Regions from separate parts of the Homo sapiens genome. Here region 2 is linked to region 1. The links are chromatin contacts, found by Hi-C or POLR2A ChIA-PET in ENCODE. All regions are on one chromosome and are shown on one strand. The core of a region is the stretch at or near the end of the contact, and the rest is flanking DNA. Distances in the headings are between cores, read along the strand shown. Region 1 has its middle 17 kb from the start of MIR31HG. Region 2 has its middle 57 kb from the start of MIR31HG.

Region 1 (5,427 bases), core at 1,431-3,930:
GAGGATGGTCCAAGTTCAAAGAAACTGAGTTGATGAATGGGTGAAAAGGCAAGGCTAGAAAGTGGTAGAAAATGATACTTGAGGTTCATAGGCTAAAGAGGTTAGGAGAGCTAAGTAAGCCAAGGTGGCATTTATGGAGTGCATGAAAACCTTTGCTTAGATGGGACAAAAAGATTCCTCCTCTGCAGAGCCTGGATAGTGGCTGCTGGGTTGGAGAAGACCCACGCAAAGGGGCTGGACACTAGCTTAAGACAGTAAGTTGTTTGTTGGGATGTTTGTTTTCACCAGCCCTAGGCAGGTGGATTTAAAATAACTTCATGAAAAGGATCATATGACAACATAAAAAAGAATTTGGAAAAAGAATGTATGAAGTCACTGATCCCATTCTCCATTCTCATTACTCCTGTATACTGATCAGCTGCAGGATCAGTCTTTAGCCTGGAGCCAGTCCCCATCATGATAACTATCATGGTGATGTTGATGACAATGATGATGACAATGATAATGCTGACAACAGCTAACACTTATTGAGCACATATAGTATGCCAGACACTGTTCAATGTCATTTAATTTTCATATTATTTCATTTAATTTTTTCAAAAACTCTGTGAGATAAATACTAATATTTCTATTTTACATAGAAGAACACTACGGCACAAAGAGATTAACTTGCCCAGGGTTGCACAGCTAGTAAGTGGAGAATTTTGGGCATTCTGATTAAAGAGCCTATGATTTTAATCCTCATGCTATGATTTTTCATTTAAGCTCAGACCCAGGTGGGGTTTAAGAGTAGTGTTGGTGACTTAAGTTGAGTTCCCAGACTGCATGTGGTAAGTCCTGGACAGGTACCCATCCCATTTTTCTCTGCTTCCAAATCCATCCCACATTTGCTTTGTCTGTAGAAGTAAGTTTTCTGAAATCCCTTTCATCACTATCATGCAGAACTTATTTCAACAATTGTAAAAAACAACAAACAAACAAAAAAAAACTGGTGGAAAATTGGGGACATATGGGAAATCTAAATACCAACTGGGTATGACATGATAAGGAACTTGTTAATTTTCTTAGGAGTGAATCGTATGTAAGAAAATGTCTTCAAATTTTAGAGATCCATACTAAAGAATTTAAAGGCTGAGGTAATGGTATCTGGACCTTACTTTAAAACAACTGAGCAAAGAGATAGTAGCCAAAGGAAATACAGTAAAATTATCATTATTAAGGCTAGGTGATCAATATGTGGGGCTTTATTATAATATTCTCTCTACTTTGAAATGTACTTGAAATTTTTAATAACAAAGTTAAAATAAATGTAATATTATGTGTTTCCTAATTCTGATACTATCATACTTGCCCAATTTTGTGTGTGTGTGTGTGTGTGTGTGTGTGTGTGTGTGTGTGTGTAAGACAGGGTCTTGCTTTGTTGCCCAGGCTGGAGTACAGTGGTATGATTACTGCTCACTGAAGCCTTGACCTCCCAGGCTCCAGCAGTCCTCCTAATTCAGCCTTCCAAGTAGCTGGGACTACAGGCACATGGCACAATATCAGGCTAATTTTTGTAATTTTTTGTAGATTTGTGGTCTCCCTATGTTGCCTAGGCTGGTCCCAAACTCCTGGGCCCAAGCGATCCGCCCACCTTGGCCTTTCCCAATTCTTACAGCAAAAAAGAGTATACAGTTGATATGAACCATTCTCTGAACATCATTTGTTTTTACTGTACCTGCTTCTGTCATAATGAACAAGAAGTGTGAAGGATATTTATCTGTCCATAGCAGCAGATGACAATGTTTTATGCTGAACTACAGCGGACAGGTGATGTGCAAATATATGAAACTCTCAAATATATAACTGGCTCTGCTTCTTAGAAGCTTGTAGACTTGAAGTAAGCAACCTACCCGCTCTAGGCTTTTTCTGTGAAAAGGGCTATAATTGGATCTACTTCCAGGCTATTGTTAGGATTTAGGACATAATGCATACAAATCACTCGGCTCATTGCCTGAAACATAGTGAGAACCCAATAAACATCATAGCACCCAAAAAACATAAATACCTTTTAGCAGCAGTCAAAAAAGGTAAAACATTTGTGTTCTACCTCACAAGGAGTTTCCACACTGTAGCTGGGAAACAAATCACCCCTTAATAAGGTTAAGCTATACAGTATAGCTCAGTTTTCATCTTTCACGTCTCAAACAGAAACATCATGTGGATCTTTCACTCAAACCAAATGGAAGTTGTTTTCCTTTCCACAACAATATGAATTCCCTTGGTTAGACAGTAAGAAGGTCACTGGACAATTTCTGAACTGTGAATAAGCAAATACAAAGAGAAGGAAAAAAGCTGGGTTTGTTGAGCAGGCATTGCTCATTCCAGACTGATGACACAACTTTTGGTTAAGGATAGTGAAGATAGAGAAAGCAGTTGCACTGACATTTCAACACATTCCTTTAGCCATGGTAATTAACGCCTCAACTTCTGGATTCAGGGAACGGCCCTCTCTCTGCTGAGGACATTCATTTCAAAGGTGTGCTTTTAAGTGAATTGAAAAGGACCCTAAAGAGAAAGGCTGCCTTTCATATCTCGTCTCTCTCTTCAGTGAATCTGGACACAGTGCTTTCATCTTCTCATTGCCCAGCTTAGGTCCCCTTTTGTTTTGTGGTGCCCTGTTACGTTGCTTTGTTTTGGTTTCTCTGGGAGGCCTGCCAACCCTAGCCTCAGAGAAGGCTCGAAATGATGAGATCAAATGTTTTGAGACAGTGTTACATTTCCTTTTTTTCCCCAAGCTTTTCTTTGTTTAGCTCTATGCCTCCTGTCATCTTAAATCTTCTCTTCCTTATGTAGTGCCTCTATAGCCAAAGAGATTGCTAAGTCACAGAATCACGTACTTTGAAGTAATTTCTTGAGAGTAATGAAACTCAGCTACCTGACAGAAAAATCCCCTTTATGATAACTCCAACCCATGCTTATGCTCAAATATGACTTGCACACACTTCATACAGGGGAGTTCCTTGCACCAATACTAGTTTTTAAATGTAGTTTTTAGAACGTTCTTCCTTATGGTTTTAGAACTGTAATTAATCTTAATTCTAGTTAATGGAGTTAAACAGAAGGAATCATATCCCCTCCTCTCCCACCTGTTTTCTCTTTTTCAGATTTAGAATCTCATTTTCTAAACATTATGTAGAAATTAAGATGTAGAAGGGGAGGGTGATCATAAAAATATACAGACAGGCTTTACAGAATTCATTCCTTCATTCAAAAAATAATTCAAAGTACGAGCCAGGGGATTCTAAGTTTTGAAGTGAGGAGTAACTTGATCTATAGAAGGAATTGAAACAAAAACTGCATGAATAGACTTTTGAGTCAGGGAGGGTCTTCCCAGATGAAGCTGGGTTTTGTAGACTTAGGGACATTTTTCCAAAAATAATAAAAAAACAGGGAGGAGTTTTAAGCAGCAATGTCATAGGGTTTCAAGACATTTTGCCATTATGGCTACCCTCTTCTGGACAGACTGTAGTTATTCACCATTCTGTTTCAGGTGCACAGCGCTAACCATACCATCCAGACAGGGGCTGGTGAGTCCACAGTAGGCTGAGCCATCACCTCCTTTGTTCTGGACATTAGATTGATGCATCCTAATGATGTATTTACTTGGATGGTCACTTTGTCATTCTGTTTTGTATCAGATAGATCTGGTGGTCGACTAAAATCAATACCTGGTTTGGGTTGGATTTTTGATGCTAGATATGCTATACAGAAGCTGGACCACAAAGGAAACTCACGTCAACTTGAGATGCCCAGCATTAAGTTTCTCTTCTCTTTCTGCATCTAATTGAGCCTATATGATGAGAGTTTTGCTTTTGTTCTGGTTTTTCTCTTTTCTTCTATAATTTTTTTCTAATGATGACAGCAAACTTGGAAAATACAGAAAAACAAAGTGAAGCAAGTAAAAATAATTGAAATAAGCATAGATAACCATTGTTATCACTGCTATTGACATCTTTCACTAAGTATCATTTTCCATGGTTGAAATCATACTGTCATGTAGTTTTATATAGCCTGTTTTATAACTATTATTATTAGGTCACAAGAATTTATTTTCCAGCATATTAAATGGTTTTCATATGTGCTTCTTATTTGAGGACATTGAATTTCCTGGTTTTTTACTTTATAAAAGAATATTTTCAAAGAATACCTTTATATTTAAATATTTACTTGCATTTCAGAGTATTTCCTTAGATTAGCACTCTAGAAACATATTTAAAGCTTCTTTGATACATATTTATACACTGCTTTACAAAACTTGTTGGCTAATTTACACTTCTACCTGTATTGTGCATTAAAAAAATAAAAATAAAAAATTAACCTTGCTGCTTAATTGGAGAAAATATAACTGCATTATTGTCTTCACTTTTGTTTTTAATTGTTAGTGATGTTAAAGATTTTACAATGTTTATTAAGCCATTTATCTTTCTTTATTGTTAACTGTCAGTTCTCATCTTTCTTATGCAGGATGGTCTTACTGATTTTCTTCTAAATTTGTGTAATCCTTTTGTATATAAATATTTTAATCCTCATTTTGTCATAACTCTTATAAGTGAGTATGCATCCCAATCTACTTGGAATTTTAATATTGTTTGTGATTTTTAAAAATTACAAAGAAGCCTTAAAAATTTAGCTTATTTTACATATACCATTTGAGTGCTACTGTAATGAAAAATAAAGAGGTTTCTTTGCCTGATTTACTTTCTCTTTCAGTTTGACCTGAGCTTGAAAACAAAAGTAGAAAAGAAAAAAAGTTTTCATGGGTTTCGCCTTAAATAAATCTTACATAATTCCTCTTAAATGCATTTTCTGTAATAAAAAGGGCTTATAAATGTAATTGGAGGTATGAGTTGGGGCCTGCAAAGGCTGAATTCCAAGACTTGTTTTAATATTGTGCATGTGTGTATGTGTGTGTGTGTGTGTGTGTGTGTGTGTGTGTGTGCATTTTGTTAAATGGAGTCTGGAGAGGAAATTAATAAGATTCACATAATTCTTTCTTCTCTGGTGCTTGATAACTTCTCAGCCACTGCCAAATAATGTTAACTTGTTATAACGTTTGTTTAAATTCTATTCTTAAACAAATTCTCCTTAGCAAGGACTTTGGGACCAAACAGTCCTGAACCATCTGTAAAGTGGGAATAATCATGCTCTCCTTGAAGTGCTTTTGTCCAGCTAATCACAAAGCAAAGGTAAAGTACTGAGCTGGTACTGGCACACAGAAGACACCTAATGCCAGACTCTACTCCACCTCAACCTCCTGTGTCAGGCCACGAAAGACTCTGTGGTTCCTGAGAAATAACATGTGTTCACCAGAATGCAAGCACCCTACACTGGTGTTAACCTCAGTAGCATGCCAGACTGATATCTGAATGGAAAAAAACATATAAT
Region 2 (5,427 bases), core at 1,411-3,910, 40 kb after region 1:
TCTCCTGCCAAAATAATTATTTTATAGTTATAGCAATTTAAGAAAGTTTCAATGCAATGTAAATAGACATTTAAAATATGTAGAGAGCACTCTGATTCCCAAATTCATTATGAATGACACATGAACAGTGTAAGGGAAGCTTAATTTCACCTTTTTTTCTTATTTAAGAACTCACACAAATTTCATTACAAATAGAAAAGTCAATATTAAGTTGAATTTTCCATACAAGTAGATTTGTAATGGAAAAAGGAGATAGGCGCAACAAACTAACTCCGTATGAAATTTAGAAGGTTGGTTGGAAAAGCCCGTGGCTAATTTTCAGGAGAGGATCAATTCCATTCTGATTTTAGTGAATGATGTGTAATTATCCTTTTCCTTAGATTTCAATTGAAAATTTCTTTTCTTCTTTAGTTCTTAAATCTGCCTTTAGTTATTTGACACAGTACATTTGAAGTAAACATGTAAAGTATACTCAGGGATAAAAAATATAAATTATTTTCCCCATCATAATTCTGTGAATTTGTGTTCATAGATCTGCATAAATTACATACCTTTCTGAAATTTTCTGATGCAATTTAAAAAACAACCTTCTTTTGAGATACTTCTTTTTCTGATTGTTTCTTATCCAATTTTCATTTTTTCTAATTTTTCCAATGATAGGATTCTTTCATATACATTTTTTTCTTTGTAGACACAGGGTTTTGCTTTGTCATCCTGGACAAAGTGTCATCTTGGAGTGTAGTGGCACAATTATAGCTCACTGCAGCCTCGAACTCCTGGGCTCAAGTGATCCTCCCATCTCAGCCTCTAGAATATATGTAACTACAGGTGCTGGCCACCACACCTGGCTTAATTTTTCCAATGACATCAGAGAAGAGAGAGGAAAAACAGGAAGTGAAACAGACAGACAGACTTGGGAATATACGTAAAGGTTATTGTTTTTGTTGGTTTGTTTGTTTGTCATCAGTGTTAACATCAAAATTGATAAGCCATATCGACAGCATATACCCTTTATGTGACTAGAATAGTGCTCTACCTCTGTGGTCTTTTTTCCAAAAGCACATAATCCCCACCTAATCACAAGAAAACCATCAGCCAAATCTCAGTGAAAGAAGTTCTACAAAATGCCTGACCATAATCCTCAAAACTGCCAAGGTCATTGAAAATTAAGAAAGTCAGGGAAACAGGAGCCTATGGAAAGATGACTATTAAATGTAATGTGGTATCCTGGATGGGAATCTGGAACAGAACAAGAATACCAGGAAAAAAATGAGAACAACTTGATAAAATGTGGACTTTAGTTAATAAAAATTATCAACATTGGTTCATGAATTGTGACAAATTATCTCACATTACCATACTAATGTAAGATCTTAACAATAGGGGAAATTGGATGTGAGTATATGGGAACTCTCTGAGCTATCTTTCAATAATTCTGTTAATCTGAAACTGCTCCAAAATGTACAGTTTATTTTCTATAAGAAGCATATTAGCATCCCTGTATAGAGGAAGAGGAGGGGGAGGGCATTCTAGCAGAAGTTACAGCCTATGCAAAGGCATCCACGATATCACCTAGCCCATGGCTCCTCCCCTTCCATTTTACCTTTGAAGGAATCTAGACCCAGAGTCCTCAATATTCTATTCCTTAGCTCCCCCTATTCCAATGCAAATGGAATCAGTGAAAGAACAATGGAGTTGGGAGATGGAAATCTGGGTTTCAGTTCTGTTTCTCCCACTTCCTAACCATAAGACCTTGAGCAAAGTGCTTATAGTCTTTAAACAGGTTTTTGTTTTGTTTTGTTTTGCTTTTTATAGAACTAACAACTCCTGCTTAATTAGTGAGACTGTTGCAAGGATCAAAAGAGAAAACAGATGTGAAAAAACAAGTGAAAGCTGTGATTATTTTCATTTCCCACATCCTGATTGCTCTATCAATCCCCCTCCCACTCAAACCCCAGTGACAACTTTTAGTTACACTCGTTGGCTCTGCAGGCTCTGGGAAGGAAAGCTTATCTTAAGTTCCCAGACTAAAGGCCCATGTGCCAGGTAGTTGGCTGTTTCTTTGTTGATTAGCCTCAGAGTGATGCTGCAATGGGTAAAATGGTAGCAGGAGCAATGAGGAATAATGAGTTTCATCCTAGGCGTCACTTGTTCGCACCCGCTAGCCTAGGAGATGATTATACTAGAGGGATTTGATGCAAGCATAGGTCAGAAAAACAGAGTTCAAAACACACACACCATCTTTTGCTGCATCAGTTAGTATCTCTATATTTCAGTTTTCTCATCCAAAAAATGTGGATTATATTTTCTACTCTACATACTTCCCATAATACCCTAAATTTATTATAGAAAATACCACATATTAAAATTATCCCCTCACCAGTGTCTCTAAAATAAGATTACAATTTCCCTCATATCATAAAGCAGTTCTTGTTTATAGTTATATACTCAGTATTTGGTATATATTAGATGTTAAACAAATGACTGGTAAATTTAAAATTGGAAATTCTATGTGTCAGATTTCATATCCATGACTAACTCCATTACCTCATATAACCTTTGGAATCACTCGGGGGTGGAGGTAGTGGGGTGAATTAATATGCTCATTTTACAACTCAGGTTCTGAGAAGTGACCAAGTACAGGCTTCCACCCCAGGCCCTGGCTCTTGCAAATCTGAATACCCACGTCTGGAATGCTCTGCTCCCAGACGTCATAGCAGTTCACTCTCTCACCTCTTACAAGTTTTTACAGAAATGTCACTTTCTCCTTGAGGGCTTCTCTAACCAGTCTATGTAAAATTTCAAATCTTATTCTTACCCACAACTCCCTCTTTCAAAGCCTGCTTTATTTTTGTCTATAGCAATTATTATACTCTGATTTCCTAATAGCCTACTTTTAAATTTTGTTTACGATCTGCCTTCCCACTTCCCCTTTACATACACAGAGTCAGAATGTAACCATCATCAGGCCAGGAATTTTTTCCTGTTTTGTTTACAGATGAATCCCCAGGACTTAGAAGAGTGCCTGGCACATTGAATGAATGAATACATGCATGCATGAGTGAATGAATGGGCGTCGAGACCTGGGCTCTATGTTATATTCAGTTCTATCATTTTATATCAAGAGGGTTCTGCACAGTAAATAAGAGATTTTTAAATAAAGTGATCTCATATCTTTGTTGGGTTTTGTTGATATGATTGTTTTATTTATTTTATTTTTATTTTTATTTTTTTTGAGACAGAGTCTCGCTTTGTCACCCAGGCTGGAGTGCAGTGGCGCGATCTCAGCTCACTGCAAGCAAGCTCCGCCTCCCGGGTTCAGCCATTCTCCTGCTTCAGCCTCCCCAGTAGCTGGGACTACAGGCGCCTGCCACCACGCCCGGCTAATTTTTTTGTATTTTCAGTAGAGACGGAGTTTCACTGTGTTAGCCAGGATGGTCTCGATCTCCTGACCTTGTGATCCGCCCGCCTCGGCCTCCCAAAGTGCTAGGATTACAGGAGTGAGCCACCACTCCCGGCCTGTTTTATTTATCTTTTTAATGACACTTAGATTCGTTTGTTAGAGATTAGGAGTACTACTTGGAATTCAAGAAGCTCTTGTAGCCCCTGAATAAAATTTTATCTGTCGAAGCTAAGTCATGGAGAAGGAATTAAAACAGAACCAGAGAAGTTTCTTTATTACATCTTTAAAGAACCACTTGCTTACAAAATTCCATTTATGCTAAGAAAACACACACAGGTACACACACATACACACAGGATGAGAATGATGGGGGCGGAATAATTTTAAATCTCAAAAGATTAATGACAGGGAAGTGGGACCTGAAGTTTCGAAGGATGATTAAAAAAAGAATTATTTTCTACACAGGTATTTCTTCTTTTGACTGTATTAGCTAAAGAATTTTATTTATTTACTTTTGTTCTTTTTTTTTTTTTTTGCAATTTTGTTACATGCATAGATTGCATGTTGGTCAAGCCAGGCTTTTTAGGGTATTCAGCACCTGAATAACATACATTGTACCCATTAACTAATTTCTTATTCTGAACACTCAACTTGTGTTTGGTATTCTAAAATAAAAATAAGTAAGCCTTGGAGAACCAAATAAATTGTTAGCTATAAAAGTATCCTTATGAAATAATTTATGTTCCTTTTTAATGACTTTTCACTCTAATATTTCTTAGAAGTGCTCTTGTAAATGTCTAATGTATCCACAGGCTGTCGTCTTATTGGTCAAGGCAAAGTAACGACTTTGCCTATTTTACGCTTGTCTGTAGTACTTCAAAATTACCTTTTCATATCCATGAACTTGAGTCAATTCTGGAGGATTTTAAAGAATTTGGTGCATTTAAATATACCATTCAATTAAATTGCTTGAGTTTTTGTTTGTGTATCTATGTTCCTGAAGGTGATTCTATTTAAATTATTAAATTGCTGTAACAAATTTTTTAAAACTTATACAAAAGTGCTTTAGGATTACAGGTGGCTCACTGCTGTAATCCTAGCACTTTGGGAGGCCGAGGCGGGCGGATCACGAGGTCAGGAGATCGAGACTAATTTTCTTTAAATTCTAACTTTATTCACACGAGTCTTTCAAGTGCAGACTGGGAATGATTGAAGAAAAGCTTAGTGCATAGGCCAGTTGTTCTCATTTTAAGAATCACACAGGAATCCTGTAAAAATGGAGATTCTTTCTGAAGCCATATTAGACTATAAGCTCCGCAAGAGTAAGGATTTGTCGTTTTGTTCACTGCAGTATCCTCAGCACCTACAGTACCTGGAACATAACAGGTACTCAATAAATAATAGTGAATAAATGAATGAAAATCTAGTATGAAGACATCATGGGAACTTGCACCTTTAAAATTCCCTTTAGTGCTTCTGTTGTAGGGGGTCCTCCTGACCCAATCACAACTGAGAAACTTTATATTTTCTAATTATTCATCACTGTACAGATGTCATCACTATAGTGGGATTCTTTGCTACTTAATAGTTGTACTACTTTCTTGACTTTTCATTCCAAACATTTTTATTGCTAGATATAATATAGAGATAACTTAAATGTCAGCTTAGAAAACTATTATAAAGCAAAAAGCTGTGTAACCATTATCCAGGTCAAGAAATAGAAAGTTGCCACTTTCTAGAATCCCCACCTTGTGACCCCTCCCTTCATAATACCCTCTTTTTCTCTTAAGAGAATCACAACCATGACTTTGCTGATACTCGAATTCTTGCTTTTCTTTACTCTTTTCTCATCTAAACATACATCCCTAAGTACAATAGTTTAGTTTTGTTCATATATAAGTGGAATCATACAGTTTATATTTTTGTGTCTGACTTTTTTTACTCAATGTATGTAAGAGCAATTCATCTAGGTTGCTGTGAATGTCTGTGTTTATTAATTTTTTGCTGTTTGTAGTTCCAGTGTA

What was found. Hi-C counts contacts between places; a loop is a spot of excess contacts on that map. ChIA-PET counts read pairs that join two places held with the same protein, here RNA polymerase II (POLR2A). Pooled maps may share reads with other maps.
Region 2: a loop to region 1 is called in a map of PC-3, with 2.5 times the contacts of the local background. The contact joins two enhancer-like sites. A Hi-C loop is called at or near these places in 6 of 168 maps with a recorded cell type or tissue (CD4-positive, alpha-beta T cell, CD8-positive, alpha-beta T cell, PC-3 and 2 more) and 9 of 50 pooled maps. POLR2A ChIA-PET finds 5 or more read pairs at or near these places in 4 of 52 experiments (CD4-positive, alpha-beta T cell, HCT116, Panc1 and 1 more).

Annotation. Positions count from the first base shown.
Region 1 is chr9:21,574,076-21,579,502 of GRCh38, forward strand. No RefSeq gene overlaps it. Among named protein-coding and RNA genes, the nearest start is that of MIR31HG, 17 kb to the left of the region's middle. RefSeq lists a silencer at 2,905-2,954. Within about 2 kb of position 2,681, at least 10 of the 41 ENCODE cell types and tissues checked have a DNase peak (open chromatin) inside an H3K27ac peak, as active enhancers do; they include HCT116, PC-3 and Panc1, where a contact is called at or near this core.
Region 2 is chr9:21,613,636-21,619,062 of GRCh38, forward strand. No RefSeq gene overlaps it. Among named protein-coding and RNA genes, the nearest start is that of MIR31HG, 57 kb to the left of the region's middle. Within about 2 kb of position 2,661, at least 4 of the 41 ENCODE cell types and tissues checked have a DNase peak (open chromatin) inside an H3K27ac peak, as active enhancers do; they include HCT116, PC-3 and Panc1, where a contact is called at or near this core.